Linked DNA regions of Mus musculus: all the other regions are linked to region 1. Evidence: chromatin loops called from intact Hi-C (ENCODE). Cell type or tissue: left cerebral cortex. All regions are shown on one strand.

Region 1 (8,000 bases):
CAACCTCCAGGCCCTGCCCTCATTAAATCTTTCCAACAATCCAGTGAGGAAAGCATTCGCGTGTCTCCCAGTTGGCTCAGTGGAGAGTGTGATCAGTGTGTTTTGTCTAATTGGTCTTAATTGGCCGAGTTTTTTTTTTTTTTTTTTTTTTTTTTTTTTTTTTTGTTCTGTCTTTATAACAGTGCTGAATAAGAACATTCGCTCGTGGCTGCATAAGGTGCTGAGGAAAAGTGACAGCTGAGGACTCAGCCCTAAGTAATACACTTACATCATCCCTTCAGGGCTCAGGGAACATTCTGGAAGAGGGAGCAGAAAGAATGTAAGAACTAGAATGCTGGGAGATGGGTTGTGAATGTCATAGTGATCGTGACCTTCCCTGGGTCTGTGTCAGATCGGGCCTGTCCACTGCTGGGGCTCAGGCAACTAACCAGTATTATGTACAAGTGTGAATATGTCCAAGATCTAACGTAATAAAAAATAAAACTTGTAAATGCAAAAGAAAGCATCCAATGCCTTTGCTCACACTTCTATCGTTGCTGATGGAGGGAGGAGAAGCTGAAGACCCAGCATGCTTCTGTGAGCATCCACAGTTCACTTCCCTGCTTCCAAAGGTTGTGTGTGTGGGAGATCATGTTACATGGCACAACCTCATGACTGTGATGCCGACCCTACAACCCTGCTCGAATCTCACTGGCTCCTGAAGCTCCTTGTCTCTACCCACACATCTCCATTTCTCACGCTCCAATCTCTGGCCATAAGAGAGACAGGGAGACAGTTGCACATTCTATAAAAGCCTGCTGTGGAGACTCAGGAAGCTGGAAAACAAAACCAGAATCTACAAGGATCACATGGACTCCTCATTTGACAGACTGGCTTTTGGCCCTCAAGGCAAAGCAGCCTTTTGGTGTGGCTTTTGGTACCTATGTTGTCAGTGGGTACCCCTGTACCTACTCTGCAGATGAAGAAACTGAAGAAGCTGCCTGAGGTTACAATAACAAGCCAGAGACACACAATCTGAGGTTACAATAACAAGCCAGAGACGCACAATCTGAGGTTACAATAACAAGCCAGAGACACACAATCTGAGGTTATAATAACAAGCCAGAGACGCACAATCTGAGGTTACAATAACAAGCCAGAGACACACAATCTGAGGTTACAATAACAAGCCAGAGACACACAATCTGAGGTTACAATAACAAGCCAGAGACACACAATCTGAGGTTACAATAACAAGCCAGAGACACACAATCTGAGGTTACAATAACAAGTCAGAGATGCACAATCTGAGGTTACAACAACAAGCTGGAGATGCACAATGTTTTTGCTTGGCTTGAGACTCTGTTTCACTTTCAGCCCAGACTGGCCTAAGATTTAAAAACTTACAGGTTGGTCTCAAACTCACAATGATCCTCCTGCCTCAGCCTCCATCCCATGTGCTGGGATTCCAGGTGAGCAGTGCTTTACTGGATTTAGATAAAAGATTTTAAAAACTTTCTTATGCACATGCATATGTGTGTGTGTGTGTGTGTGTGTGTGTGTGTGTGTGTGTGTGTGTGTGTGAGTACAGGTGCCACTGGGGCCAGAAGAGGGAGTCAGGTCCCTGGAGACAGAGTTGCAGGTGGATGTGAACTGTCTGAGGTGGGTGCTGGGAACTGGGCTCAGGTCTTCTGCAAGAGCAGCATGCACTCTTGACCACTGAGCCATCCTTCCAGTCTGAATCGTTTTTTTTTTTTTTTTTTTTTTTTGTTACTTGCATACTAACAGGAGCATCTCCTGTATAGACTGGGGACATGACCACTCCAAGGTACGCTTAAGGGGAAGGTTTGTATTGTAGATGCAAGGGAGAGAACAGCCAGAGGCATCTGGGAGAGTTCAGAGCAGACAGAGAATGTAGTAGACAGAACATGGCCAGAGGCTTGGACCTGAGAGGCAGAAAGAGGGACAGAGAAAGTGTGGACAGAGGAGACAGAGAGAGCATGAGAGAGAGAACTAAGAATGGTGAAGGAGAGAGAGAGAGAAAACAAAATAGCAGGCTTATAAGGAGAATGAGTAGTCAAGAGAGGGTAGCCTGTGAGCTGGGGAAGTTTAAGGAAGGGCAGGCCAGGACCAGCATGAGCTCTAAAATGTGTAGCAGGTACTTGTGTTACCGAGGGAGCCTGGAGGCCAGCATGTGCTTTGGTGTGCTTATAGGCAACGGCAGGTAAGCTTTTGTCCCTTCTGCCAGTGAACAGCTCCCTTTGGTAGAGAGGAACCCATGTCACAAGTCTCTGAGGAGTGCTGACTTTTGTCTAACTGCCAGAATTTGGTGAAGTGGGGTTTCCTTTGGCCCTGACATCTCCCAGCTCCTCCACTGGGAGGGGCATGTTGCGTACCTCCCCCACTCCCTTGGGAATGTTGAAGGGATGTTGTGTAGGTGTCCATAGCTGCCTGTTCATGATCGCCACCACCATACTCTGTCCAGATGGCAGCATCTCACAGGGCTCCTTCCCAGCCCGAGGCTCTTACATTCCTTCCATCCCCTGAGAACATTCTGGAGAGTGCCCTGAGCCTTGGAGAGCAGCTCTCTCTTGCTTGCTTGGCAACCCTGAGCCAGTGAAGGCGCCTCTGAGTACCTCTGTCTCAGTGTGGTTTTGGTTCAAACAGACATAAGTCGCAGGTTGAACATGGATGCGCTGCTCTCAAGACAAGGGACTTGTTTAATAGCAGTAATGAGAATTATCATTACAATAATGATAGCTATTATTATCAGTTAACACATTTATAAACCCCAGGAAAGCCCTGAGGGGAATGTCAGAACTTCCTCTCCTGGGTGATTTTCTGTAAAGATGATGGCAGGCTGGTGTCTCATCTCATTATACGAAGCCACGAAGCCACAAAGCCCAACCTTTTCTCTTTTTGTAAGTTTTGTCTGTTTAATCTGGGGAGGAACACCAGTGAACCATTCAGACCCTACTGCAGCAGGAATTCCAATACTTGACTTGCTCAGCCTGAGTCCTGCCTGATGCTCTATCCTCTGGCCTTTATAAAGTCCCTTGTGCCTTGAAAAGAGTGAGTAAGTCTCACCCACACAGTCCCAGGTTGGCCCAGGTCATCTAGACACAGGGAAAACTGACTTCCCACATGATAGCTGGAACCCAGGAACCAACCCAGGGTCTGGGGGATCCAGAACAGCTGATGACAGATGTCTAGAGCCTGACCTACTTCTCTGGATTCCAAGGGATACTTGTGCCAGCTCCCAGCATTTAGGTTTGATGTCCTAATTCTAGCCCAGAATCAACCAGAAGATTGTGAAAGCTGCATCCTAGACCTCCCAGGACCGCTGCCGCCTCCACCCGTGTAGCTCTGGGGAGAGGCCCTGAGAGTCTCCTGGGTTTTTACAGCTTCCTCATTGGGTTTGCTTCCTACCTGGGACTTAAGTTTTATTCACTTCCTGAGTCCTCTGGTCTTCCCTCCTCTCTCCAGAAGAGAGTGCTTCAAGTTGGAGGAACCAGCTATATAACACTGTATGTAAAAGGCAATTATCACTATAAGTCAAGATGCTGTAACTCTCGGGTTGATTATACCATGACAGCCAGCTCAGCCCACAGAGGCCAGCAGCACCAGTATTTTAAGACTCCTCCTGGGCAGGGACCAGCAGTCTGTGTGAATGTGGAGGTTGGCACACGAATGGTGTGCTGTCCTCACCACCAGGCTGTGTAGGAAGTTGGAATGCAGATATTCAGCTTGCAGGCTGTCCTGCTGGCTAGCCACGATCCCCCAAACTGTTGTCTCCCGATAAAGATTAGAGAACTCACCAGCTGAAGGTTTGACTTTGAGTCCCTCCCCTCCCCTCTGGTGACCTCATGGGCTTGGCTTCCTGTGTTCTCATGCTGGCCTTCAGCTTCACGGGTTGTATGTACTGAATCCAGGAACATGGGCTGACATGATCCTGTCACTTACACAGAAAGACGGACAGATGTTTCATTTGAAGATTTTCCCAGTGATCGTTGATCCATGGCCGAGTCCAGACCCACCTTCATTCTTGGACGGAGCAAATAAAACAGTGGTCATGTCCCATCCAAGGTCAAGGAAACAGAAGACCAATTACAAATGTTCCTATTAGGAGGGCCCACTTTGATGGGAAAGGGTGTAGGACTCCCTCCCCTTGTTCTGTGGGGAGCCAGTGTTCATCCCACCCTGGGACTTCCCCTCTGGTTTATTTGCAGTTACTTGAATAAAAAAAAGTAGCCTTTAAAAAATGTTTCTATTATACATTCTTCTTCTTTAAGATTCTAGGAGAGATGGCTATTAATCTGTCCATTGAATAGTTAGCAACCCTTTAAAGCTCAGTTTGGTTCTAGATCCCAAGTTGGTGCCATGGCCACAGAGTAGACCATACAGGGACCTGCATCCTCAAAGTCAGGAAATGTCACTGGAAAGTAACAAACACTGGTGGTGTGGCCAATAAAACAAAAACAACAACAAACAGCTCTCCGCCTCACCTGAGCTAGAGCTGGCCTTGTGGACCTAGAGTTGGCCTTGCTGGGTTCCTATAGTGTGGGAGGGAACCACCGTAACACTAGAGAAAAAAACAAATAGCATCCAACCTTGGGGCAGCTACTGCAGTACTGCAGGGGCCAGTGCAGAGCCCTGGGGAGAACCCTCAGTGGCTCCAACTAGTCCCCGCCTCTATCTGCCCCCTCACCCCATCGTGATTGACAGAAGCAGAACACCTCTGGTTGGGTCACTCACCAACCTCACACTGTGGGACCTCTTGGGTGGCTTTACATATTACTTCTCAGACCCCATCACCTGTTAGTATGGGGAGCAGGGGATTCAAAAGTCCTCCCCTTAGCTCTGTATCCAGCGCCTGCCCCCACCGAGAACCTGGGGTTCCCTGGGAGGACACGTAAGCTACTGCATCTCAGCAGCTCACTTGGGACTGTGCTTTTGGCTGCTCCATGGTTCAAAGCTAAAACTTTTCATTCCGACTGGTGATTTTCCTCTTGGCCAGAGCTGAGGTTTCTGTTTCTATAAGCAGAGCCCTGGTTGCTAAGAGACCGCTTCACTCTGCATCCTGGAGGCAGCCTAGGCAGCAAGGAGCCAAAGAGGCTTGAAGCTTCCACAAGAAGAGTAAAGTATGAAATCAAGAGAAAGCAAGACCCTACATTAATTGGAGAGTTACATAACAGCCAGACACAAAATGTCTTCCCGCCACTTGGCCAAGACCAGTAGGATGATATATTTGAAAGCAGTTATTAAAATAGGGGAGGAAGGGGGCGGAGCTGGGAGTCAAGCAGACAAATATAGCTGGCCCTTTTGATCTGGAGAGGAAACTTCTAATTACGCAGCTCTTCTGGGCTTCATCCATCAGATCTGTATCTTCATTAGCTTCTGGTCGTTAGCAGAACTTATTAAAACAATTAGCTCTGCAGAGAACTGCAGCCACCAGCATCTCTGACAGCTGCACCAGGAATTTAAACTTTTCATTAAAACAGAACAGAGACTTTGCAAATTGGTAAAAAAATAGATGAACGGGCAAGGAATCAGAGACGATTCACAAAGGGACCAGCAAGGGGGGGGGGCACTGGAAGGATTCAATAAACCATAAGGAAGACATTACTTATGCTTTAAAAAAGAATACACAGGACAGCAAGTGAATACGTGTCTAAACTGATATTTTTGGTACACTTATTGGAGGATGGAAGATCTTTCTAGAAAGAAATTTGCTCCAACCTGAAAAGTCTTAAACACACCCACACCTTTTGACTGAACTATCGTGCCACCTTCATTTACAAAGAGGTCCTCCAAATTATTGACAAAGGGAGAGAAATTTGAAGGAAAACCCCTCATAATAAGAAGATACTATCTAAATAAAATAAAATTCTTTATTATGTACTTATGCATTTTCTTATTTATGTAACGTGTGCATGTGTGTGTGGCACGTGCATGTGTACCTGTACATTTTTGCACATGCGCATATTTGTACTCGTATGTGTGGAGGTCAGAGGTCAGTGTCAACTATTCCACTATCTCTCTCCACCTTGTCTTCTGAGGCTGCATCTCTCACTGAACCCAGAGTTCAGGGATTGTCTAGACAGGCTTGGGGATTACCTGTCTCTGTACCCAGGGCTAGAGTTACAGACGTGGGCGACCGACCCTCCAGGCTTTTACATTAGTATGTGGGATCTGAACTCAGGTCTTCAGGGCTGTGCTGCAAGCTTTCCTCCAGCTGAGCCATGGACTCATCCCCTGGGAATCATTTACTACATGTACAAGTATTCTCAAGGTTACAGAAGGAAAGCAGCAGGCTAAAAAAACTGCAGACTGTTGTGGGTCTTCTCTGTAAAGATGAGAGAAGCATAATAAACACTGTAGGGAACACGTATGCTGGAGGCGCCCAAACTTTCTCAGTTTGTGGCATGTTCATTTTCTCAGTGATCCTCAGATGGAGCCCTTATCCTACCCTCCTTCCCCTGACACAGAACATAAACCTGGCACTTCGTTAGCTAGTTAATAGCAGGTCCGAGGGTATCCTACAGATGGTGTTCCAGCCCCTCTCATTATTGCGGCCACAAACCAAAACACAATGGAACACAAAAGAAGGTTCTGGAATTCACTGTTCCAGTGTTCTGCTGGAATATGCATTCCACTCTTTGTAGGAAGTGGTCTTATGCAAACTCTTTACCTGTTTGGTTCCTCTGTTTGCCCACACTGTAAATGGAAATGTGCCTAGGTCTTAGGATTCTTGTGCTCTGTGCCTTTGAGGAGAGCGCAGTTAAATCCCAGGGGACTGTAGGTAATCCAGGTTGGTTTGTTTGACTGATTGATTTTATAAATGTTACACACTGAACAGGCAATACTTTTTGTAAAAATATTTTCATATTGAAGGGAAAGAAACAGCTGGACCCCCTGGACAGTGTCTAGTGACCTGCTCTGCTCCACCCCCATCCCCCACATGTAGTGGTCACTTTATTGTTTACTTTCTTGCTGTCACTGCGGCTCAGTGGTCTCTGAGACACCACAGACGGCCACAGTCAGTGGAGATAGCTAGACCCTGTCCTTCCTTCCTCTGGCTCCTACATTCTTTCTTGTCCCTTTTCTATGAGCTTTGGAGGGGTGCGGCATGCACAGGCACAGAGATGCTGTGCTGCAGCAACAATCACTTATTCTTGCAATTTGGTCAGTTATGAGTCTCTGCGGCACCCTCCTATTAGAAAACACTTCCCTCGACTAAGGCAATAGCAGCGGTAATGTGAGATTACAAGCATAAGTGCCGAGGAGGGAATGTCCATTTAATAAGATATCATCATCAGCTTCTCCTTGAGGCCTGGGATTTCTGAACCACAAAGCTCTGCCCTGGCCTACAGTTCCAAGCTTGGGTTCCCGTCTCTGGAGCCTCAAATTGTTGCACTCTCACACTTCTGCTGCTGTTGCACCAGTGATCACACCTGGCCTGGCATGCCGATCTCCAGTGAAACAGAGGGTGGCAGCCAAGCAGGAGTCAGCCTGCCCTGACACACAGGTGGTTTCCCCTGTCTTTTCTGCGTTCAGCCTGAAGAAACATTTCAAAAGGCAGCGTTCCTCAGCTGTGTTCACAGATATTTGTTACACTGTTCTCTCTACTCTCAGATTTTTAAAAACAGTAGTTTTGGGCTGGGACTGTAGCTTAGTGGTTCAACACCCAGTGACATAAAAACAAACAAACCAACAAACAAACTTTCTAGACATGGTGGCACACTTATTTAATTAATTATTTAATTCCAGTATTCATGAGGCAAAGTCAGGTGGATCTCTGTGAGTTCAAGGCCAGCCTGGTCTACATAGTGAGTTCCAGGCCAGCTAGAGCAAAGTTACATAGTGCAACCCTTTCTGTCTCTCTGTCTCTGTCTCTCTGTCTCTGTCTCTGTCTGTCTCTCACATACACACTATACATAGTCACATACACACACACATACATATACATACATATGTTCCCCATTTCTGTGAAGAGTTCAGATACTCCTGTACCCACGAGT
Region 2 (8,000 bases), 110 kb before region 1:
ATATCAAAATTAATGCAAAAATACAGGATAAACAATATGTCAAGACGGAATCAGGACTGCTAACTGGATCGACTCTTTTTGTGTTTCCAGGTAGGGCACAGCCAAATGACCCCATCTTTGACAAGATATAGAATATCTGAGGCACGACCAGGGGTTCTGGAAAGCTGGGTTCAGCATCTGCCTCTACAATGACTTTTCCTTCTCTATTTTCTGGTTATCCCATTTGCCTTGTGTGGAGGCTGGGGCATTGCCAAGATGGCCTCCTGACGCATCCCTCTGGCCTGCTGCGGTTGCTCTGTCCTTTTCCTGGGAGGCCAAGTCTTTGGGGCCATAGACTCCCGAAGCTATTAATATCTTGGCCATCCCTGCCTAGAGCAGGGTGTTTAATGACTGCCAGCTGTGGTCCCGCCCCTTCCCCTTCCCCCAGAGAGATAAGAGCTGTTCTTGTTCCCACATGGGGGTAGGGAAGCTGGCCACTGCTCATTAAAACAGACCCTGTGTGGCAGCTAGGATGGAGGGGCTGAGTCAGTCTCCTCTCCAGACTGTGCCCAGCACACCCCATGGGGTGCCTGGGGACTTGCCCGGACACTCACTGTTCCTTCCAAAGGGACTGCTTTGGTCTTCCTGCCCTCTGTCCCTTTAGGTTGTAATTTCTAACCGCCTTAGAGGGGCTCTTCTCAGATACCCTGCAGACACAACATTCAGCACCTGGTCCCAAACCAGGCCATTGTCTCACCTCCTCTCTTTCCTGTGGATGGCCTGGCACCCTTTCCAGACCTGGGTCCTTCTCTGTGTTAACTAACCACTCCCCATCTCTCAGCCTCATCGGAAGGATAGACCTTCTCTTTGTCTCTACTGGCAAGTGCCCCCCAAACTTGGGTGTCCCTGACACCCAACACATTCCCTTGGGATTCTAGGACCACTCCCAGCCCTCAAACACCTCAGTGCTGTTCTGCTAGCCGGTAATCCAGTCTCTTCCGACAGGCTGTGTCCTGAGTGGGAGGACTGCCTGTGAACAAGCCTTTCCCACAGAACGAACCTTCTCTGGACTCAGATTTACGGATCCCTGTCCATACCCGCTTCAGCTAACTAGCCTTTGTCCTTGGAGATTGTGGGTAGGGTTCAGTTTTAAGGAGCCACCAGGGGCTGGGTTCCATCAGGTCCTTTTGGGTCAAGGCAAGACTCACAAGGGGCCAGTGGTTTGGCCTGAGGGCGAGGTGTGGGGCAAGCCTTACGTATGGTCCACACACCACTCTTGGGAGCTCAGTAATGGAGCCATGCTTTCGTTGTTGGTTGTCTCCCAGGGTGAGACCTACTTGACAATAGGAAGCCCTAAGGTGGCCAAAGTTGGTCAAGTCTTTGAAGTGCCCACTAGATGGCGATAGAGATGAGTTCGCCTGCCAAAAGGTCCTGGGTGTCCTGGAAGTCCCAGGGCTGTCACTAACCTAGGATGCCAGCACAAGTTTTCTTAGCTCCTCACCCAAGCCTCCCAAGTCTCTCTTTATTCCGAAATGCCCTCCAATTAGCCTCTCACCTCCTAACTCTGCTCGTCCTCTCTTGAACACACTTTGAGTTTTACTCACTTTGTCCTCTTGGCTGGTAACTGCTGCTCTCCCAGGGCCCTGCGCCTTACGCTGGTGCCACAACACAGCACTGCTGGGGAAATCTTGGTCCCATTCATTTAGGCAGGGGGTTGGTACTGGGTGCAGCAGCCTTTGAATGGGGTATGGCAGGCAGGTTTGAACCTCTGCTAGCCCATGCTGGCTTCTTTACACCAGCCTGACACCCACAAGTTTACACAAGTGTGTTTGCACAAACCCTTGGGAGCTAGCTGTCTCTCACTGACCAACCAATGTCACCTGCTTTGCCCCACTGCTCTGTCTACTCCTTTCCATTAGCCAGACTGGCCTCTTCTCACTTGTGCTGGGGAATCTCCATTATTGAGCCCTCTTGGTTGGCTCCTAGGCAGCAGCGACCTGGTTGCTGCATTTCCTGTTTGCTGTGTTTTCAGGAATGATGTCGAACCCTTGCTGGCTGTGACAGCTCTGTTGGCTGTTTTGATTTGGTCTGAGGCAGAATCTGTCTCCTCCCAGATGGGTTTAGGGGAGGGAGGGTCACAACGGACCCCTGTCACAACCTCTTCACATTTACATGTGAATCAAAGGCTCTTGTGTGGGGCTCCTGCCCAAAGCCAGAAGGGTCATCTCTCACTAGAGCAGAGGTGACACAGCTGCTTAGAAGAAGCAGGAGACCCACAGTGGCTAGGGGAACCAAGCCTGCTAGAGCCAATGTTTATTGTCATACAAGCCTGGTGCAGCTCTGAGAAGAGCCCGCTGACACCAGTTTGGATTAGAAGCCATTATCGCTATAAAGATGGAGGGAGGCATAAGATGCCTTGCCCCCTCCCCAGGCTTTTATGTCAGACATAATCACTCTCCACAGGAACTGGAGACTGAGGGTGGCAATAGCATCTATGGTAATGCGACCCCCAGAGAATCCAGCAGACCACAATATGTAAAAAAGGTAGTCTTTAGCAACAGGAAAGGATACCTGCTCTCACAGGACTCAGTATCACTACCAGTGATATCAGGGTGGCCCAGGATCAAGGGGCCTGTGTGCTCATGCCTCTGACCCTTGCAGCAGTGGTTGGTGTGTAGATAAGCGCCCAGAGGCGGCAGCTCGCTATTGCTTTGGTTGTACATAAGGCTAGTGGACTGGTCCTACTTGATGGACAAAGTCACTTGGTGAGCACGGGCAGGGCTGCCTTCTCCCCACCCCTCCTCCCCAGAGATAGGTCCCTGAGCTCCCAGGTCTGACGATTCACTGGGGCAATTCCATCCTGAGGGAGGACCGCAACACAGCTGTGATCCCCAAACTGAAACTCCAGGTCACAACCATATCTGCCTGAGGTAGAAGAACTCACCCACCCGGAAGAGCTGGCAGATAAACGGAGGGAGGGGGCTGCATCCTCAGAGAGGAGTCTCAATGGCAACGCTTAACCCAAAGCGACTTGAGCGCCCCAGTGGAATTCTAGGCACCGACGGGGCGGAACCTTTTGCCCTCAGAGTTCCAAAGCTTTGAGGGCAGGCGGTTTGCTTTCCAGGAGGTGAATGCAGATGTTGTGCGCATGACTGGCAGAGCAGCCTTGGGTGGTGGAGTCCGATGCTGGTTCCTCCTTGCATCCTCCAGGGTTAGACCTCCCAGCTCTCCAGCTAGCATGGACCGGGTCCTGGCTGCAGCAAAGGATTGTGTCCCTACAAAAGGCTGGAGCCAGCGGCGTCGCTGCAGACCTCTGCTCCAGGGGCTGGCGTGGGGAGGGTGCGAAGGGGCCTGGCGGCCTCTGGCGGTCAGACCAGGGAGACCTCCGCTTGGAAGCTGGAGGAGCGGCGCGCGCTCGGGCTGACGCGGGTCAGCATGGACACCTGTGTGCTGCACGAGACGCCGTTGCTGCCTCCCCACGGGTGTTGTGATTTGGAGCTCCAGCCCAGGACGCCCTGCAGATGCCAACGCCGCCACTTCCGTCGCAGCTCTGCCTGCACCTAGGGGCGGGAAGGGTGGTTAGTTAGTCTCCAGAGCAGCGTTGTTAGGCAGGCTATAGATGTTCCCTAACTTAAGTTGAAAGGCCTGGATGCTATCTTGGGAGGCTTGGGACAGGGCTGGGAGCCAGAGAATCAACTCAGGATCTTGGAGAGAGGGAAGATGGGATGCAGAAAGTCACAAAATGCAGTATAGGGAGGCAGAGGGGTGCTGCCTGTGGAGTGTACCCCAATTTTTCATCCAGGCACGCACTTGTTTGTGGCAGTAACTGCACCTTCCCTCGATGTCTTATTCCCAAATAACCCACACCCATTTAGCTGTAAGTATTCTTCACCTCTGATACGCACAGTATCCCCGCTCTAAAACCCACCCAGGGCTTGTAAAAGTGCAGGCTTTAAGTCCTCAGGTCCTAGGGTCAATCAAGGTTCATTTTAAATGAGACTGTAGGCAACTAGGGCGCTGCAATCTGAGAACCACCCTGGAGAGAGGCAAGCTTTTAACTGCCCTTGCTCTCCAGGATCCCATCGAGGTTTGTAGACCCTGAGCCTGCCCACCAGGATGTGGGAGGCACTCACCTCGCCATTGAGGAAGCAGTAGAGGATGGCCACCACAAAACCCTGAGGAGGAAGAGGAGGTGAGGCAAAAGGACTGCAGGCACTCCCAGCCCCACCCACCCCACCCCACTTCCCCACAGCCCCTTCACCCCTGCTTAAGGAAAGCACTGAGCACAATGGGGGTGCTTATCCAGAACTTATGACTGGAATCTGGGGCCCACGGCAGCTGAGGTGAATTCCTCAGGCCCACGTTCATACCTGGAAAGACCCTACGACGAGTTCAAAGACCATTTTCACCTGGGCCTTAAAGTTGTCGGGGAAGAAGGCAAACATGACATAGTGAACTCCAAACAGAGGGATGAGCAGAAGTGTGGACTTGGCCAGCCTCCTGGGGACAGGGAGAGGTAGGGTGTGGGTATGTATAGCCACATGGGGAGATGGGTGTGGGTATACCAAATGCAATAGTGACCAGACCCTGTGAGGATGAACAGTGGCTGCCCCATCCCCACGGCATGCCCACTCTATCCTGTCCCCTGTCTGTCAGTGATACCGCTCTCCTGTCCCCCTACCTCCTTGCCTGGGGAAAGCACACGAGAGAATTAAACTCCCTTCTTTCTCCCCCTTCTGGAGGAAGGCCACCAAGTATGATGTGTTACGTAAGACTCAGGAGGCAAGACTTCCCGGTCGGTCCCCCCCCCCTCTGGTCTGTGTCCCCAGCTGAAGAGTGAGGCGATGTCACGCTTCGGGGATGCTGTCTCCTCGGAAGTGCTGTGGGTGTCTCCAAGGACACTAGCTCCTAGGAATGGAGCCTTCCCAGCTCCAGGGCTGGCCACATGTGCCCGGTGTGCAGGAGGGTGAGGAGCACTCGCTGTTAGGCCTGCTCATTAGTTAGTGTGTGCACACTTGTGGCTCCTGCTCTTCCTCTGTGGCCCTGTCTCTAGGGGTTGCCTCTTTCCCTGAGACCGCTTCCCTCCCGCATCTCTAGCAGTGCAGAGTCCTGCTCCAAAAGGCCAGCTTGTCTTCCCTCTGCCCTGGTGCCAGCGGGGCCAGCACTCCCTCTATCTACTGCTAAGGCCCTCTACTGTGTATACTCAGCAGACCTCACAGCTGGTCCAGGCGGTAAGGGCCACAGTTTCCTAATTCCCTGGCAGAAAATAGGTCAGGGTGGATGTGGGTGGGATAGAAACACATTTGCCCCTGCCTCTCCTGCCTTGGTTCTGAGATCCCACCCCATGCAGATGCAACCTAGACCTTCCCTCCTTCTTGGGCCTGGCTCCCAGCCACACCTCTTTGGCCATGAACCCATCCCATACTCAGAGTCTGACAGATGGAGGCTTTCTTTAAATTGAGAGTGGGAACTGACAGCCCCTCCTTGGGGATTGCCAGCTCCAGCTCCCCCTTCTGTCTGCGACAGCTGTTCCTTTCCATCTCACCCACACAGACCTGGCCACGACCAGTTTGGGTTCTGTCCCCCAGATTCTAGCCCGTTGCAGCTGGACTTCTGGGAAACAAGGTCGCTGAGGTAAAGGACACCCGTGTGCGCGTGTGGGACAGGAGTGCTGCCTCCCGGCAGTGGGCAAGCCCCGCACGCACGTCTCCTTCTGGGAAAGAGAGGGTTGTCCTGCCCATGCAGCCTGCTAGGGACAGAATGCTGTCACACCAGGAATGGGAGGAAGCGTCAGCCTCAGGCCCGACCGTCACAGGGCTCCAGAACAGAATCCCAAATCCAGCAGCTCGTGACTCCTCCAGTGGGAAATCTTCCAACCACAGCTGAGATTCCCCTAACGGAGGCCAGGTTAAGAACATCTAGGATCCCAGGACTGGATGGCCCTTGTGGGGTGGCCTGCATGGTGGGTCTGTTCTCCATTGCCACTGTGAGTGTAAAGGTTCTTCGGGCCTTTGCAAGGGTGCCCCGGTCATGTTTTATGTTTCCTTCACGTGCCTGCAAGCTCTGATTTCCATAGAAACTTGCTGGCCTTCCCAGTGCCCCTCCTCTTTTCAAGCAGTGAATTACGGCCCTTGCAATGATTAATATCAATTACCAGCAGGACTTAGAATCACGGAGGAGACAAACCTCTGGGCATATCTGAGAGGGGATTTCTGGATGGTGTTGAGGTGGGAAGACCCACCCTGACTATCGGTGGCACCGTCCCGTGGGCTGGGGTCTCAGACTGAATAGAAAGGAGAAAGTGAGCTGAGTGCTGGTGTTCGTCTCTCACTTTCAGATCGGATGCAGGATGACTGGCTGCCTTAAGCTTTACAGCCGAGTCTCTGCCTTGACGAGTGGTGCCCTTGAGCTAGAAGCTAAAGCACGGTTTCTAATTGCTTCCTTAAATTGCCTGTCAGGCATTTTGTCACAGCATCAAGGAAAGAAAATGCCTCCTCTCTTCCTGCCCATAGTGGTGTGCTCCAACTTTGGAGGCTGAGGAAGTTCATATCTGTCTTTTGTACAGCTGGGAACATTTTACTGCGGATCCCGAGTGTGACACGGGCAGAGGCATGGAGACCTCTCAGCCTGTGCCTGATCTCTGTAAGGATGTGATAGCTATCAGTGGGGAATACTGAATGTGGTTGCCTCGATGTGGAATGGGGTCTCCCAGGACATCTCCTGCTGGGCATCTGTTGTATTCCCTTCTCTGCCAGGCATAGGTCAGACTGCACAGTGTGTGAGGCAGGCACAGGGTTTCCACTCCCTTCAAGCTCCCTAGGGCAGCAGTGTGAACCTGAAGGACATTGAGCATCAGGAGAGCAGATGTAGGTGTGGAGGGCTTGGTGATGATGGGCAGGGGATGCTGAGCCTGGCCATGGGGAAGAGTAATGTCTGGCTCTGGGTACTTGTAGGCGTGTGAGGTCATGTGTAGGGCAGTGATCTGAGGACCCGGGGTGGAAGCTTGGAGCTGGGCTGCTGGGCCCACACTCACGAGTATGGGCTGCTATCATTCTTCCCAATGTCGGGTGGCCGTAGCTTCTGAACCAGGATTCGGATGATGCAGATAAACAGGATGAAGTTCACCTGTTGGATGACAAACCCGCGATGTTGGTCACTTAGAGAGAGAAAGCTGGGGTAGGTTGTTTTCTTCTCCGGTGCTGTCCACCCCTCCATAGTACCTCTTGATGGCTCTTCCCTTTGGGGCAAATCATCTGGGACTCTCCTTTGCATCCCTGAGGACCCGCCCTCTACTTTACCCGCTCTAGGGGGAACGCTGGATGCAGGGGTGGTTGATGGAAACCTGAGGCTCCTTTCTGACCTAACCCTCATTTCCTGTGTGCTCTGGGCTCAGCAGTGAGATGACGGCTTACCAAGATGGAGATGAGGATGGGGCCCTTTATGATCCACCACAGTGAGGAGTTGATGATGGTGTCCCAGCACCTGAACGTGGAGACTTGGGTGAGAGAAGTCCTCAGCCTGAGAGTAACCCATCCCCCAGGTGCCTTTGGCTCTGCCCCCAAGCCCAGAATCTGCCACTTCCCACATCTTCCTCCAGCCTCTTACTTTGGGCTTCATGCTGTGGTCTGTCTGTCTACCTGCCAAACCTTGGTAGCAGCATCACGCCCAGGGACTCTGACCCCCAAATGATAGCAGCCAGAGGGAAGGGAAGGGACAGCAGCTCACCCGAAATCCTCAAAATGGATCCTGACAATCGTCCATATCATGATGAACACACTGGGCACTCCTGTGAGGGGCAAAGGAGAAAGGAAGAGAAGGAAATGGGAGCAGAGAGCACATGGAGAGGGTTTGGAGAAGGAACCAAAGAGAGGGGAGGAGAAGGAAGGGTAGAACACTTAGGGCTTCTACCTACAGTGTTCAAGTTGTTCATGTATACCATATAAAGACTCTCTTAGATTTAGTGACGATATATGCCTGAGGGTCTGTGACCACTTAAGTTTTTTTTGTTTTCTTTCTGATTT
Region 3 (8,000 bases), 60 kb after region 1:
CCACACAACAAATTACCATTTCTAAAATACGTTCAGGAGAAAAGAAGCCCTCAAGACCTAAAACAGACGCCTTTCCTAAAACCGATGCCTTCGTGGATACAGCAGACAGCTTCTTGACCTCCACTAAACAGGATGAGCGGTGGCAAGCAGAAATCCAATGAATAATAAATCAGGTTCCTGCTTGTCCCTCGATGCCTCACTAAGCTTCCTACACTGTGAAATGGACTCGTGTTGTTGAGAGGCCTCTCATGACTGGAAAAGCCCTTTGTTGAAAATGTCATGAATTTCCCAGCACTGAATGAGATATCATTTAACATTATAATTTTTTAAAGATCCATTTGTCTTATTTTATGTATGCAGGTGTTCTGCATGGATGGATGGATGGATGGGTGGGTGGATGGAAGGATGGATGGATGGATGGGTGGATGGATGGATGGATGGATGGGTGGGTGGCACATGCATGCAGTGCCTGAGGAATCAGAAGAGGGTGTCAGATCCCCTGCAACTGGGGTAACAGTTGGCTGTGAGCCACCATGTGGATTCTGGGAAGCAAACCTGGCTCCTCTGTAAGAGCAACAAGCACTCTTAACTGCTCAGCCATCTCTCCAGTTTGTCCTTCAACATTTTAATCACCAAAACCAGAATTAAATTCCTAGATTCCCAAATCGGCCAACAGTCAGATTTCTCCTCGTCACTTCTTCCTTTTTTAATTAGATATTTTCTTTATTTTCACTTCAAATATTATCCCCTTTCCTAGTTTCCCCCCTGAAAATCCCCTATCTCCTCCCCCCTCCCCCTGCTCCCCAGCCCACCTACCCACTCCCATTCCCAGTCCTGGCCTTCCCCTATACTGGAGCATAGAACCTTCACAGGACCAAGGGCCTCTCCTCCCATCGATGACCGAATAGGCCATCCTCAGCTACATATGCAGCTAGAGCCACAAGTTCCACCATGTGTTTTCTTTGATTGGTGGTTTTGGTTCCAAGGAGCTCTGGGGGTACTGGTTAGTTCATATTGTTGTTCCTCCTATGGGGCTTCAGACCCCTTCAACTCCTTGGGTACTTTCTCTAGCTCCTTCATTGGGGACCTTGTGCTCCTGGCAAATACAGAAGTGAATGCTCACAATCGTCCATTGGACGGACAGAGCACAAGGTTACTTTTTCCTTTCAAATATAACATCCGGACAAGATGTTGGCAGTCCTCCATTGGGGACAGAAAGGGTCCACCAAGGAGGAGTTCTGGGCTCTTAATGTGGAGTCTGGGGCAGGGGTGGGGCGCAGTGGAGACTACATAGTGGACACTACCTTTTTCATCCTGTTCCAGAGAGCAACTCGAGGGAGGACTTATTTTGGTTTGTGGTTAAAGGGAGACAGGCCATCATGGTGGGGAAGACTAACAGCAGGGAGCTTTGTGACAGCAGCAGAATAGGGCTGGACCTCCTACCTGCTCACACCTCCGTGGGACAGGAAGCCAAGACAGCAAGTGAGGCCTGGCAATCAACCTCCAGGCCTGCTCCAATGAGCCACTTTCTCCCATAAGGCTGTAGCTTCTAAGGGTTCCACAACCTCTCAGAACAACCCCACTAGCTGGGACCAAGTGTTCTAACATGAGAGAGAATCTCACATTCAAACAAATCTGCTACCATCTCTCAGCAGATGAAACACAATACAACCCACAACCAAGACACAACCCCTTCTTTATGTGGGCAGATAAGCTATCCCCCTTCCCTTCTAAGCATACAGGGAGCTCACACACCAAAGATCCCCGAGAAGGGTCCTCCAGCAGGCCTTCCTATGCATTCAAGCAAACTTGCCACCCAGCCATCTCCAACCTCTGCCCACTTCCGTGTACCCATCCAGGACCATCACACATGCAACTTATCTTCCCTGCTTGCTGTCTTTCTCTTCCACATCTCTCCTGCTACAGTGGATGTGTATATTGTTCACCGTGACCCTCTACGGCACCTGCAGACAGCTGGTGTTCTCAGCATGGTTATACTGAGATGAGACTGATGGGGCGAGAGGTGATCTCAGGGAACAGAAGTGAGGAAGTGAGGACCAGGAGAAGCTAGTTAGAGATGCTATCAGGGTTACTGCTGGAGCAAAGGACCTTTGAGAAGTTTCCAGAAGTTTCTAGAATGTTCCATTGCAGAACTGGGTTTTTCCATCCTTACTGGCTTAGGTTAGGCCTCTGGGGAGCAACATCGTCATTTATAGGAATAAAGCTTGAAGGAAGAGAAGTGGAGTTCCAGTGTATATGTGTGTGTGTGTGTGTGTGTGTGTGTGTGTGTGTGTGTGTAAAATTAGAGTGGGGAGAGGAACATAGAGCAAGGACATTGTCTCAAAAATCAACTGCTTCAGGGGCATTAAACTAATACAAGAGAAACGCAAGCCCCAGCCTCTCTTGCTGCTAAAGGTCATACTCAGAATTACTGTTCCTGCCGGGCATGGTGGTGCACGCCTTTAATCCCAGCACTCGGGAGGCAGAGGCAGGTAGATTTCTGAGTTCGAGGCCAGCCTGGTCTACAAAGTGAGTTCCAGGACAGCCAGGGCTATACAGAGAAAACCTGTCTCGAAAAACAAAACAAAACAAAACAAAACAAAACAAAATTACTGTTCTTGCCTCAGCTGCTTGGAGGAACCTCACTGAATCACTATGGCCATAGAATCCAGGCTCCACCTATTTTCCATCAGTCCTACCCAGAATTCCCAGGGAAGATGAAGAAACCATGGCTACAATATTTTATTAAATAAAGAGTCCATTGTGCCACCTTCTTCCAGCTTCTAACTGTCCTTGACACCTTTGGCTTCTCCTGGTGGCTTTTCTACTCTGGCCTTTGACCCTGCCTGTGGTCAGGTGCTGGACCCTTCTCCCGTTCCTTCCTCTGGCTGTCACACCTGGGAATCTGGGCAGAGATGCCTTTTCTCTTCCCTCGCTTCCCACCTTTTGAGTCTCTTCCTACAGCTTCCAGGTGGGAAGCCACCATCTACAGAAAGAGTCTTGGGTTGTACCTCCAGTGTCCCTCTGTCCAGGACTTGAGATCACAACCTTCTCTAGCTGTCCACCCATAACCTGGATTCATCCCCCACGCCCCGCCAGACACACACCAGTTGGTGTGTTTTCTTCTGAACTCCCCCTGTGGCCAATACACTCCCACCCACCCTTGTCTCTCAGCCCAGAACTTCACAGTCAGCCCCAGACACGGAGTACCTTTGGGTTTCTTGAAGAGCAAGATGCTGCTTCCATGCCTGGAAGTTTCTGCTTATGTCTACTGTTCTAGCTATTCGGATGTTCTATTGTAGGCACTTAGGACTCGTATAGTGTCTGCTACATTTCATGATAGTGAATAAATTTCACAAAAGCATATTAGGCTTCCTATAAATCTGTCCTCATTCCTCAATGGCCCTCCCATCTCCTGTCTTCCTAACCTGTCCTGGTCTCCCGTGTCTGCCCTAGGGACACCTCCATGTCACCACCAGACTCAGTGGAAATCCTTACTCCGCCCTTGGCTATTAGTGCAGATCTGAACTCAGTTCCTTGTACTTGCAGGCAAGCACTTCACTGGCTGAGCCGCCTCCCAGTTCCAGCTCCAGGCCCCCGGCTCCCAAAGGTGTTTATTTGTGTGGGTATTTATTTTGTCCAGTCTTGGTCACACCGCATCCTCAGGGGCTGGGCACAGTTCATAAATCTTGAGGCAAGCGATGGAGGGAAGGAGGCAGCTAAGCGTCCATATCTCAGCCACCGACCCAGGGAAGTCAGCGCCTGTGGATTCTGACCATATCGAACAGCCTTGTGCCCAGCTGCTTTATCCACAATTCCGGACATGCTCGATCTGTCACAGATACATTCCCACAACCTGAGCTGTCTTGTGCGGGAAATCACCCCACAGCATTTAATCTGTTGCTGTTTAAAACATGTTGCCTCTAGGTTGCAGACACCGCTAGAGCCACAACCATGAACCTAAACTCTTGGCATCACTTGCTGTTTCTCATAGTCCCCCTCAGCCGGAAGTCCCCAAACTGTGTGCCTTTTCTATTTAGAAAGAGTTTCTAACCCTTTCTCCATTCACCCTAGCTTGACAGGGTTGAGGGCATGGTTGCCCTGGCTGGTGGTGACCCCAAGTTACAAGCTAGCAGCAAGGAGGTTGCTGTGGGGCTTCCTCAGTATGTGTTCTGTGGAATGGGGTTAGAGGGATTCAGCAAATTCTAGCACCCTGGGCATAGATAATCACTTTGTTATGTGAGAACTGGGGGTTGCAGGATTGTGCGCACTACAGCAGAGAGAGCCCCCTCTCTCCTTCTTGCTTGGTAAGAGTCTTTTTCTCAGCCAAGATCCTCATCACCCAGCGAAATCCCATAACTTTAGAGGGACTAGACTGGAAAGGGTGATCTGAGCTCTTGGGAAGGTGCGAGCCCAGCCCGCATGGCTCAGCCAGCCAGAGCTTGGGAGTGCCTGAGACACTCTCTGGCGCCACTTCACGACCAAAAGCATCAGTAGATGATAGGCCCCTGGGAAGTCGTCGTGGAAAGAAATTACAAATCTTTTTCCCAGAGGCTTTTCGCAGAAAGGCAGGAGCTGCACCCGATCTTACAATTGTGTAAGAATAGAATCCAGGATGCCAACTGCAATTGAGTTCTGAAAAATTGGGAGCCCGATTTCCCTCTCTTACTTGTGAGAGCCCACTCAGGTCTGAGGTGGTCCCAGAGAACACACCAGGATTACATCTGCTGACACCCAGCCTGTGAGGGTCCCCCAGTTTCCTTGAAGGATTTGATCCCCAAAGCTCACTGAACTTGGTCAGCTTCTCCATTGCAGATAAACTCCTGTTTTTCACCGAGAGTGGAGGTGGCACCCTCCCTGAGGTGGACTCTGCACAGGCGCCGAACAGGTGGGAAGGAAGCTCTTTAGATAAAGAGTAAGACCCATGCAAAGTGCCCCCCTGGGAGGGGCTATCCTCATTCACTGGGACGCTTCCCTTCTCTCCGGAGGGCCACATCAATCGGTGGTCCCTCCAGTGGCTGCCTCTGAGCACGTGTCCTGCTGGACTGCGTCAGCACTGGGTAAACAGATGACTGGCTGCGAACCGGGAGGAGCTATTTAAGAGCAGTCACCCTCCCGCCTGCCCTCAACTTAGCTGGACTGCAGCCTTCTCCGCTGGAACTCGCCAAGCCAGCTGATTTCCCCATCCAAAGGTAAGTAGCTGGCTGATCCAACAATCTTGAGTGTGAAGAATATTGGCCTGCAGCTTTGCACCTCTTGCTGTTTAGTCTTTCCTTTTTCTGTGCCTTCCCTCCCTTGACAGCTAGAAAGATTTCCTGAAGTCAGAAATAGCCTTAAAATGCATCTGGGTGGGTACTGCTGCGGAGAGACTTGTTGTATGTTCTGTTTACAGCAAGGCTGGGAATAGCCACTCTTAGGGTTTCTCTGCTGTTCGGAGCACTTTGCAATCATTTAAAAGAAACTACCTAGAGGTTTAAAGATTTATGCCCATTTTCTAAATGCTGCATTAAAAAAATTTTAAGGCTTTGGGGAATAAAAACACATCATTATGATACAGCACCCATCTGCTCAGTTCTCAAGTGTAGCAGGGCTTTGGCCACATCTGAGGACTGGGCACAGATTTCTGGCTTTTGCTTTGTATAGTGACTTCCCGTAAAACGCAGAAGAATCTATATAAATACAGCTTCTTTTTATGGGCCCACACTTAAAACGGCGTTTCCCAGTGTCCTGACATTTTTAATGTAGTGAATAAATTTAATCTCTCACATTTCTCTCCAGAAGTATCCTCCCCGTGTTTGTCTGTCCGTTTGTCTTTCTGTGTCTCTCTCTGTCTCTCTGACTCTCTCTCTCTCTCTCTCTCTCTCTCTCTCTCTCTCTCTCACACACACACACACACACACACACACACACACACACACACACACGCTTCATTCTGCTTTTCTGGTTAGAAGAGAGATGAGCTACAAAGGCGTCCTGGAACTTCAGGAAAGCAAGAGGAAACGCTGCTTCTGATCAGGGCAGAAAAATCGGGACTCTGCGGGATTCCCAGGTCCCAGGTGTGGATAACACAAAAGCCAGGCAGAAATTATCGCGGTGGCCAGGGCGCATCTAGGAACTTCGCTTGGCTACGGTTGAGCCAGTCTGACCCGGCTGCAGCCCCCATGTTCAGCCTCAGCCGACTTCTGTGTGCGGGACTTTGGGCTGGAGCACGCTGAGGCCAGTCTTTGGTTCACTCTCCTCGCCTTTGCTTCCCATAGCCATGAAGAGCGGCGTATGTCTGTGCGTGGTGATGGCAGTCCTAGCTGCTGGCGCCCTGGCGCAGCCGGTAGTCCCTGCAGAAGCTACGGACCCCGTGGAGCAGCGGGCGCAAGAGGCGCCCCGAAGGCAGCTGCGGGCTGTGCTCCGGACGGACGGCGAGCCCCGAGCGCGCCTGGGCGCACTGCTAGCGCGATACATCCAGCAGGTCCGCAAAGGTAAGGGTGTCCGCTCCCCGTCAGGCTTCTGCTGCGGCTCCAATCTTGATCCTTTCAGCACTGGCAGGGAGGAGGAAACAGAGGACGCACAAGGAGCAAAATTTTCACTTTTCTTCCCTGAGGTACGCTGCACAGCGCTGAGCAGTAGACAGGCGGTGTTCACAGGGGAGGTGGGCGGAGGGCTTACCTCGTTGGTAAGGGAAGCCGGCTAACAGACCCTTTTCTGAACTGATTTTGACACTGTCTTCGGATGAAATATAAAACCGTTTTAGGACAACATTAAAAAATAATAATAATCAAGTGCTGGTAAGATTCCTTAGATCCGCCCTATCGCTTCTGCTGGGGGCCACCAGGCTCTGACCTTGGGAACCCCTCAGGCAGGAAGTGGGTCGGCGCTGAGACAGCCTGAGATCTGAAAAGAGCCGGAGGCCTTGTGCACCTCTCCCCCAGTACAGAGCAGGAGGAAAGGGTCAAAGGGCCAAGAGCGTCCCCTTGACTGCAAGCAGGGGGCTGACCTCACAGGGAGAGTTCTATCTTACCTTTCTGTAGCTGTTGGAACGCTGAGCTTCTCCGCTTTGGAAGGCCTTTCCCATGAATCCCATGGGCGATTCTGCGCCTTGCCCTTTGAATGTTTCTTTCTGTGCCCAAACCTCTCATTGTAGAGAAAAGATGAGAGCAGAGCGAACCAGATCCCCTCCCAGCTCTGGAATTCCGAGGGTAGCCTTCAGGAGTCGTGGCTCGTGGCTGGCCCCTGAGACAGCTTTCATCTCTGACTTTATTCGCAGTGGCATGGATGGTGACCTCTGGTTGGGTGTTAACCTGGACCAGTAGAGCTGGATTAAAACACAGGAGGTGGGCATCCTTTCTGTGGAGCTCACGAACCCAATTTTTCCTGCCCGCATTTGAACAGCCCATGGCTTGTCGACCTGTCTGCATTTGGCTTGACTGGTGAGGGAAAACTGGACCTCCTGGTTGAGTCTCCTAGAATTTCACATGAAGATAATACCAGAGGAAATCAAACGATTTCTTACTTTTCTTCCTGTTTAGGAACTCCCACTACAGCTTCCCCTTTCTAGGTTATTTTCTTGCTAATTCAACAGAGAGGAGAAAGAGGAGGATGGAGGGATAGAGGGAGGAAGGAAAGGAGGGAGATTAGATAGACAGATAGATAGACAGACAGACAGAGATGGATGGACAAATAGATAGATGGACAGATAGATAATTGAATAATGAGAAAACCTGGAAACATGGGATGCCCCTCTCCATTCCCTCTGATCACTCATGTAGGATCCACTCTCTGGTGTAGACCACCAGCAGCCCCTTCTGAAGTATTCTAGACTTCACTGAGCAGTCAGTCTAGAGCCCATTTGCCTAAGTTTAGGACTATTCCAAACAGTTCTAGCAACAGAAAGCCTGGTTGCTGAATTATTGCCTAGAACCCACACATGACAGTGGAGAGGGGGTGTTTTTGTTTTCCAGCCGAGGTCCTAGCTGAAAGCTCCTCTGAGCTCTCTTCTTTGACCACTC
Region 4 (8,000 bases), 51 kb after region 1:
GCTTGGCACCATGAAGCGAACCTATGAAAGACTATTGGTGAAGCCTATTTGGAGTGGAACACCCCAGAATTTTGGAGACACCAGTACCACAGGATGATCACTAAGAACAGCAGCAGCAGTGGCGTGGATCAACCTGAGCTTAGAGTGCTACAGAGGGCAGAGCTAGAGAAGTGACACCAGCCCTTTGGAGGTCCCCCGGAAGATCTTGTGTAGATCCCAGACATTGAAACAAGCTGTAACATTGAAATTGCTGTGGAGACCCCAAGATGTTCAAGATGCCAGAGCTGTGGGATATCTGGTAAGGAATGCTGCAAACAAGAGTGGAACCAGCCCAGGAGAAAGAAGTTTGTTGCAGTCAACAAAGATGAAAAAGGAGTTGGAGACCTGAAAACCACTTTGACATCAGACATGGAGATGCAGAGTTTGGAGTTTGCCCAGCTGATTTCTTGTCTTGCTTTGGGGATTACAGTTAAGTGACTGGATGGATCTTAGAAGAGACTTTGAACTTTGGACTTTTAACATTGTTGAGACTACTAAAGACTATGTGGACTTTGGAAGTTGAACTAAATGTACTTTTTTAAATTGTGCTATGGTTATATATGGCCCCCATAGACTCATATGTTTGAACAGGCGTATGGGGGCCAGGGAGTGGAATATGATGGTTTGTACATGCTTGGCCCAGGAGTGGCACTATTTAGAGGTGTGGCCTTGTTGAAGTAGGTGTGTCACTGTGGGTGTGGGCTTAAGACCCTCACCTTAGCTGCCTGGAAGTCAGTCTCCCACTAGCAATCTTCAGATGAAGATGTAGAACTCTCAGCTCCTCCTGCACCATGTCTACCTGGATGCTGCCATGCTCCTGCCTTGATGATAATGGACTGAACCCCTGAACCTATAAGCCAGCCCCTATTAAATACTTATAATACTTGCCTTGATCATGGTGTCTGTTCACAGCAGTAAAACTCTAACTAAGACAAATAAATATGGATATATTCACATATACACAAACATATATATATGGTTGGATCAGTTTCCAATCAATTGATTTCCTCTGGATACAGTTTTATGGCATAGGAGTGTGTGTGTGTGTGTGTGTGTGTGTGTGTGTGTGTGTGTGAGTGAAAGAGAGAGAGAGAGTGTACCAGATTTTTGTCATTTAAAAAATGTCACATTTAGCATTTTTAAAGGACCCAGACTAATACAAGCCCCCAGCTGAAGGGACACCAGTCTGAATAGGCAAGATCAAGACAAAGACAATCACAGGCCAGCTAGTTTCCAGCAACTGTGAAGTGTCATATTGTAGAACATGTCCTTGCTTCAAAAATGCTAAATGTGACATTTTTTAAATGACAAAAATCTGGTACACACACACACACACACACACACGTACTCCCATGCCATAAAACTGTATCCAGAGGAAATCAATTCTCACAAAAGGTCTTGTGATTGCTGTTCCCATCCTGACAACCTCGAGCACACTCCACAGTGGGATCACCATCAGTCGGCTACTTGACCTAGTTTTACAAACTGTGCTGTCCCCAAAGCACACTTCTCATAAATGGAAATAATTAAAGTGTGGGCACTCTGAAGGACTCCCCTTCCACTCAGCACACACCCTGCTGGGGAGTTGAGAGCATCCTGGACCTATGTCCTTTCCATCCGGGTGAGGTAGCGCAGGCTCATTGTCTCAGACTGACTGCTGGAAGTGTCTGCACTGCCAGGGTGAAGCCAATACCTGAACTCTCTTAGAAACAAGAACAGGGCAATCATTGGACTCTAGGTGGGTCCTGTGGGATCCACACTTCAGGTCAGCATAATATCTCCTGACTCTGAGCACTGGAAACACGCACCAATGATCCAGGCTTCTTAACTCTAGTCAAAGCTGAGGATGCAGGCTCGTCTGCAGAGTGCTTGCCTAACGTGCAGAAAGCCCAGGTTCAACTTTATAGAAACCAGTGATGGTGTTGCACATCTACAATCCCAGCCCTCTGGAGGTAGAGGCCAGAGGACAAACGTTCAAGGCCATCCTGAAATAGACTCCCAGACCTTAGCATATCTGTTGCCATTGGAGATACCATTCTGACCTTAGAACCCAGCACCTGCCAAAATGGAAACCAAGACCTAATCCATCAAAGACCTGGTGGATAGCTACAAGTTCCAGGAAAACATCTGAATGTGTTAACCTTGCCTATTGGTTTCTGTAGCTTTGCTTCTTGCTAACAGAAGTACGCCAAACAGAATGTGGTTTTGTTCATAAAAGACAAAGACCATGAGGCTTGGAACTGCATGATTTGGGCAAGTTCTCCAAGCAGTTGCTGGCCAGCAATACACACTTTCTATTTGACTCTTTTTTTTTTTTTTAACTTGTCTTACACGTAGAGTTTGAGGCTAGCCTGGGCTTCATAAGATCCTGTTTATGAACAAACCAACCCTTTTTTTTTTTAATTTAATTTTTCTAAAGTGCCACCAGCTGGGATCGAGTGTTCAAGCACATTAGCCTACAAAGGACACTTCACACTCAAAGTTCAAGTCTAGCCTACAACACGGTCTCAGGTAGTGCCCAAGAAGAAAGGGAGGTTTCCACCATGGGGAAGGTGGAAGGGTATCAATTCCCCAAAGCTGAAATTTACCTCTATGTATAGTATGTTGGGCTCCTCCCAACAAAGAGCACACTGGGAGTCACGGGGCCATAGAAGTCAGGCCAACCTATAGGGGAGAGCTGTGGTAGGGCACTCATGGGCTCCGAAGCCTCTAGGGTCGTGAATGCAGGCCTGCATGTGACCACCATTTTCTCCCACTCACAGTGTGGTGAGGTTCTTTCTAAAGCCTGGAAGCAAATATCCAGGAAAAAGAAATATAACCACATCTCTGAAGACAGCAGCACCTTCTCTCGGGTTCTTTAGGCCCATCTGTGTCCTCTCCAGGCAGGCAGACTGCCTGTAAATCCCAGGGCTCCGGCTGCAAACTCACCCACTCCTGGCTCTGGATCTTCTCGGCTGTAGCACAGCACATGCGTCTCCTTTTGCAGCCTGGCACCTCTTGCAGTAACAAGACTTGCCAAGAAGTAGCTACACTCCCTTTCCTGCTCTTTACATCCATAATTTCGCTTTTAAAATAGCATCTTATTATACAAAGGGTCGTCCACCAGGAGCCTGAAATAGCCAGAGAGTTTAGAGCTCTGGTGGACTTGAGGGGTTTGTGTAGTATCCCTCTCTTCCTTTACCTCAACTGAGTCAGAATGGAGGATGAGTGGCTGGGAGCCTTGGGATGCCTTTCTAAACTGAGAGCTTCCAGAGAGCCTCTGTGCTCTTCTCCCTCCCCTGAGCATTGTTTTGACATCAGACTTTGTTCAGAGAACGGCAGTACTTGGGGAAATGGCAGAAAATGCAAATTCTCCCATCCTCAGGGCTTCTGATCCACTAAAGATTTATCCTGTCAATGAAAGACACAGCTCTCACCTCGTGAGTGGCCATGGCTTGGGAACAGGGACTCAGGTTTCCCTAACTCTCTCAACATGAGACTCTGGGAACATTCAGATTTCTTGGGGTCCATTATTTCAAAACTTAAGAGCTAAAGGGAGAGGGCCAGGTCTCCCTTTAGAGCACTGTCATTCCTGCCAGCCCAGGTCCCCCTTTAGAGCACTGTCATTCCTGCCAGCCCAGGTCTCCCTTAGAGCACTGTCATTCCTGCCAGCCCAGGTCCCCCATTAGAGCACTGTCATTCCTGCCAGCCCAGGTCCCCCTTTAGAGAACTGTCGTTCCTGCCAGCCCAGGTCTCCCTTTAGAGCACTGTCATTCCTGCCAGCCCAGGTCTCCCTTAGAGCACTGTTATTCCTGCCAGCCCAGGTCCCCCTTTAGAGCATTGTCATTCCTGCCAGCCCAGGTCCCCCTTTAGAGCACTGTCATTCCTGCCAGCCCAGGTCTCCCTTAGAGCACTGTCATTCCTGCCAGCCCAGGTCTCCCTTAGAGCACTGTCATTCTTGCCAGCCCAGGTCCCCCTTTAGAGCACTGTCATTCCTGCCAGCCCAGGTCTCCCTTAGAGCACTGTCATTCCTGCCAGCCCAGGTCCCCCTTTAGAGCACTCTCATTCCTGCCAGCCCAGGTCTCCCTTAGAGCACTCTCATTCATGCCAGCCCAGGTCTCCCTTAGAGCACTGTCATTCCTGCCAACCCAGGTCTCCCTTAGAGCACTGTCATTCCTGCCAGCAGGCAGCGAAGCTCTCCAGGATTCTGACCTCCTCCCCAGCCGCAGGTCTGCTTGACAAACTGAGGCAGGGAGCAAGACTATAAAACCAAGATTCTTAATCAAAGGCTGAGCTTCTCCTTTTCCTCTTGACTCCAAGCTCCAAACTCTTACATAAGCAACACAATCTGGCAGACAAAAATCATTCTCTCACTCCTCTGCAAGTCCTTGGCAGCCCTGGGTACGGCAGCCGGAAGTTCCTCACCCATCTGGAGGCAGGATGCTGCCAGCCATCCCCACAGAAGCTAATAAACTCCTTCCTTCACCCATGTCCCAGGTGAAAGTATTGCCTAGATGCACATGTGCATACACACACACACATGCACACGCGCGCACGCATGTACACACACACATACACATACATGCACACCCACTCGAGCACACACATGTACAGGTATGCACACTCATGTGCACATTCTTCTCCAGCTGCTGGTTTGTAACAGTGTGTGGCTCTGTGCAGTTTCAGGCCTGCCCTAAAGAGCAGCCTAGGTTGTTAAGTTTAGGACTAATCAGGCCATGCCTACCCGTCCTAACCTTTCTTTCGGGCACTGTAAAATAATTGCAAATCCCTCACCTGTGAGCCTCAAACACCCTAACATGTCCCCCCAGTTCCAGGAGAATAATAGGCCCTTATTTAATTTTCACTTCCCTAAGGAAGTTTCCAGGCTGGGGCTGCCTGTCTGGACACCTGAGTGCTGCCGACAGAGGGTGTCTTAGTCCCTGTCCTACAGCGGTGAAGAGACACCACAACCAAGGCAGCTCTTATAAACAAGAGCACTTTACTGTGTATTGCTCACAGTTTCAGAGGTTTAGTCCATTGTCATCGTGGTAAGGAGCTTAGCAGTACACAGGTGGGTGCTGTGGAGCAGTAACTGAGTTATAATCCAATCCATTGGTGAAGGAAGACACTGAGCCTACCATGGGCTTCTGAAACTTCAATGGCCACTCACAGTGACACACTTTCTCCAACAAGATCACACTTTCTAATCCTTGTGATCCTTTCAAATGGTCCCACTTCCTATACTGACGAAGATTTCAAATGTATCAGCCTGTGGGGACCATTCTTATTCAAACCACCACACATGGGTCCATCTCTTCCTTACTTCCCTACGTGTCAGCCAAGTATTTGTTCCCAGAATGGAGATGCCACCTATGAATCAGAGATAGCCAGGCTGAAGCAGAGCTAGGCTGGAACCTCTCCCTTCCTCTGAGACCTGTAATCAGGGAGCCCTACTCTGCACTGGGGCCTGACCACTCCTCAGAGCCCCTACCCTCCTGCTGTCTGCCTTTGGCTTTAATAACTCTTCTACTAAATGTCTTATTCAGAAGGACACAAGCCTTACAATGGATAACTGTTCCAGTTTCATTCTGATGCTGTGAATATATATATATATATATATATATATATATATATATATATATATATACACCCTAATGATAAGCAGCTTAGGGAGAAAGGGGTTCATTTGGCATGCAATTTCAGGTTATGGTCCATTGTGGAGGGGTGTGGAGGGGAAGTTAAGACAGGAGCCTGAAGCAGGTCACAGCTCATCCACAGTCAAGAGCAGAGATCAATGCACACACCATTGCTTGCTTGTGCTCGGCTCAATTTCTTCATGCTTACGCTGTTCAGGATCCCTGCCTAGGGAATGGTGCCACCCATGGTGGACTTGGTCTTCCCATATCCGTTAATAACCAATACAATCCCCACAGACATAGCAACAGATCAACCTGCTCTAGATAATTCTTCAGTTGAGGTTCCCTTCCCAAGTGACTTGAGGTTGTACCAAGCTGATGGCTAAAAATTAACCCACAGAATGGTTAAGTCACTGTTCCTGTATTGGGACACATTGGTGAAACACTTCTATAAAAGAAATAGGTACTGAGGACATTCTATACATTAAGCTCTATGGGAAATTAAGGTAAAATCTGATAAACACTGCATTTACAGTGTCAGACAGGTGAGGCTGTTCTGCCCCGGGTCCCTCGGATGCCCCTCAGGCCTTAGAATGGCAATGTCTGTGCCTCCTCCCAGTTGTTTGCAGCCATGGGTCTCTCAGAAGAGCTGGATCATGGACACCCTAGAGACTGCTCTCAGAGGGGGCAGGCTGGAGACGGTGAGCACCCCGGCTCTCTCTTTCCCTCAAGGACATAAAAAACATTTACATATTGCCCTCCCTGTACCCCAGCACAACAAGCCTCACATATGTGTCCCCTTCTCACTGTCCGTTACACCTGTGGGTGTAAAAACACTGTTCTGTCCTCAAGGACGTGAGAGAGGGTTTATTCTGGAGCAAAGATGAATGACCACGGGCTCTGGGCTCTGTCTAGGGAATGCAGATTCAGATCACAGTGTCAGAACAAACACTGCAGACGCATTGCTGGGGAACACTGGGTAGGCAGTTCAGAGCCAAGCAGGAAAGTTTCTGCATAGACCTCGGCTGCTACCTGATGGCATCCTTAGCCTTTGGTTGGTGGAAGCTAGAAGTCGGTCAGGTTAATATACCCCAAGTATTTTTACCTGTCAGTCACAAGGACGTTAGGTCAGATGCAGGGAGGTGGGTGAGATGAATGGGGCTCTGAATGATGGCCTAGCGGAAACATAACAGGGCTCTGGACCTTCAACACCATCACTGTCATCCTGCTCAGGTGTCAGCTTGGCAGAAGGTTTGGTGGAAGGTACCGCTCTCCCAGGAACTTGTTCACAGGCTCTCCCTGGGGTTTTCCCCATTCACTGTTGCTTGAATGAACTGGATTCTCTTCAAAGTCTCCCCAGATTGAGGATTCCTCGCTTCCACACCAGCTTCATAGAAATCCCAGGGAAACAACAAAATAAGCTTCTGTGGTTGTTTTTGTTTGAGACGGGTTTCATGTAACCCAGGCTGTGTAACCCAGGCTGGCCACACACATGTACATGATCACACACATACGCACACACACACACATGCTATATAGGCAAGGAAGACCTTGAACCCCCGATCTTCCCAGCTTCGTCTCTCTAATGCTGGGGCTGTGGGTGTCCATCAGCACACCTGGCATGAACAACTGAAAGCTTTTCTAACTTGTGGGAGTTTTCTATGTCAAGCACTGACCATGTTTTAAAATTCCCTCCCCACTGACATACTGAGTGGGGGGGGGCACTTTGGAAGTGACCAGGTCACGGATGCTTCTGCTAATGTGAAATGTGCCCTTTAAGAATAGACTATCTTGGGCCAGAGAGATGGCGCAGCTGTCAAGAGCACTCGTTGCTTTTGCAGAGGACCTGTGTTTGATTCCTACATGGCGGTTCACAACCATCTGTAACTTCGGTTCCAGACCATATGACATCCTGTCCTGACCTCCTTAACCACCAGGCACTCACGTGGCACACAGATATACCTGCAGGCAAAATACTCATAATCATAAAACAAAAATAAAAAAATAAAAAAACAGACTTCCATCTGTCACCTGAGGTACAGCAGGTAGCTGTAGCCAAGCAGAGTCCTCAGCAGGTCCCACACCTTTCTGGTCCTGGAATTCCCAGCCTCTGGCTTCCAGGAACTCACTTTCTGCTCAGCCACTGGTCTATGGTGTTTTGTCCTACCAGCTTAGATGACTAACAGACAAGGCTGCCTTCCTGGCTGTCAAGGAGGTGGCTGTGAGCTACTTTCCAAGGGGAATGTCAGAGTCCAGAAGCAAAGAACTCACTATTCACGTGTACTGGTTCTTTCTCCCTTGCCTCTTCCCTCAGTCCTGATTTCTGGGATCCATCCAAGGTCATCT

Evidence for each region. A loop is a pair of places that touch in the nucleus more often than their neighbours do. Peaks named below come from ENCODE experiments on the same cell type or tissue, not always from the same donor. Only the 100,000 strongest peaks of a DNase experiment are listed, where the experiment ranks them.
Region 2: it touches region 1 in a loop (3-fold over the local background); 2 of 42 quality-filtered maps call a loop at or near these places.
Region 3: it touches region 1 in a loop (4-fold over the local background); 7 of 42 quality-filtered maps call a loop at or near these places.
Region 4: a loop joins it to region 1, with 7 times the contacts of the local background. A loop is called at or near these places in 7 of 42 quality-filtered maps.

What each region holds. Positions count from the first base shown.
Region 1 is chr9:121,552,845-121,560,844 of GRCm38, reverse strand. No RefSeq gene overlaps it. Among named protein-coding and RNA genes, the nearest start is that of Lyzl4, 30 kb to the left of the region's middle. In left cerebral cortex, CTCF peaks have their summits at 3,459 and 3,675; DNase peaks (open chromatin) are centred at 2,449, 3,650 and 5,027; H3K27ac peaks cover 4,581 bases.
Region 2 is chr9:121,664,913-121,672,912 of GRCm38, reverse strand. Vipr1 (vasoactive intestinal peptide receptor 1) reads right to left here. Exons shown (of 13, transcript NM_011703.4): 8 at 7,705-7,765; 9 at 7,392-7,461; 10 at 7,013-7,104; 11 at 4,350-4,479; 12 at 4,113-4,154; 13 at 1-3,539. The coding sequence ends at 3,348. Among named protein-coding and RNA genes, the nearest start is that of Vipr1, 26 kb to the right of the region's middle. In left cerebral cortex, CTCF peaks have their summits at 1,370 (motif pointing right), 3,346 (motif pointing left), 4,531 and 4,730 (motif pointing left); DNase peaks (open chromatin) are centred at 3,317, 4,848, 5,500, 5,753 and 1 more place; H3K4me3 peaks cover 220 bases; H3K27ac peaks cover 3,109 bases.
Region 3 is chr9:121,492,790-121,500,789 of GRCm38, reverse strand. Cck (cholecystokinin) reads left to right here and starts at 5,096. Exons shown (of 3, transcript NM_031161.4): 1 at 5,096-5,192; 2 at 6,258-6,473. The coding sequence starts at 6,260. It overlaps Gm38661 (a long non-coding RNA gene), which reads right to left. Exons shown (of 5, transcript XR_001779325.2): 1 at 7,013-8,000. In left cerebral cortex, CTCF peaks have their summits at 4,490 and 6,579; DNase peaks (open chromatin) are centred at 5,082, 5,654, 6,427, 6,580 and 1 more place; H3K4me3 peaks cover 3,793 bases; H3K27ac peaks cover 3,752 bases.
Region 4 is chr9:121,501,954-121,509,953 of GRCm38, reverse strand. The region is part of intron 1 of Gm38661 (a long non-coding RNA gene); the gene reads right to left. Among named protein-coding and RNA genes, the nearest start is that of Cck, 10 kb to the right of the region's middle. In left cerebral cortex, no CTCF peak of the experiment used is centred here; DNase peaks (open chromatin) are centred at 2,983 and 4,405; H3K27ac peaks cover 2,982 bases.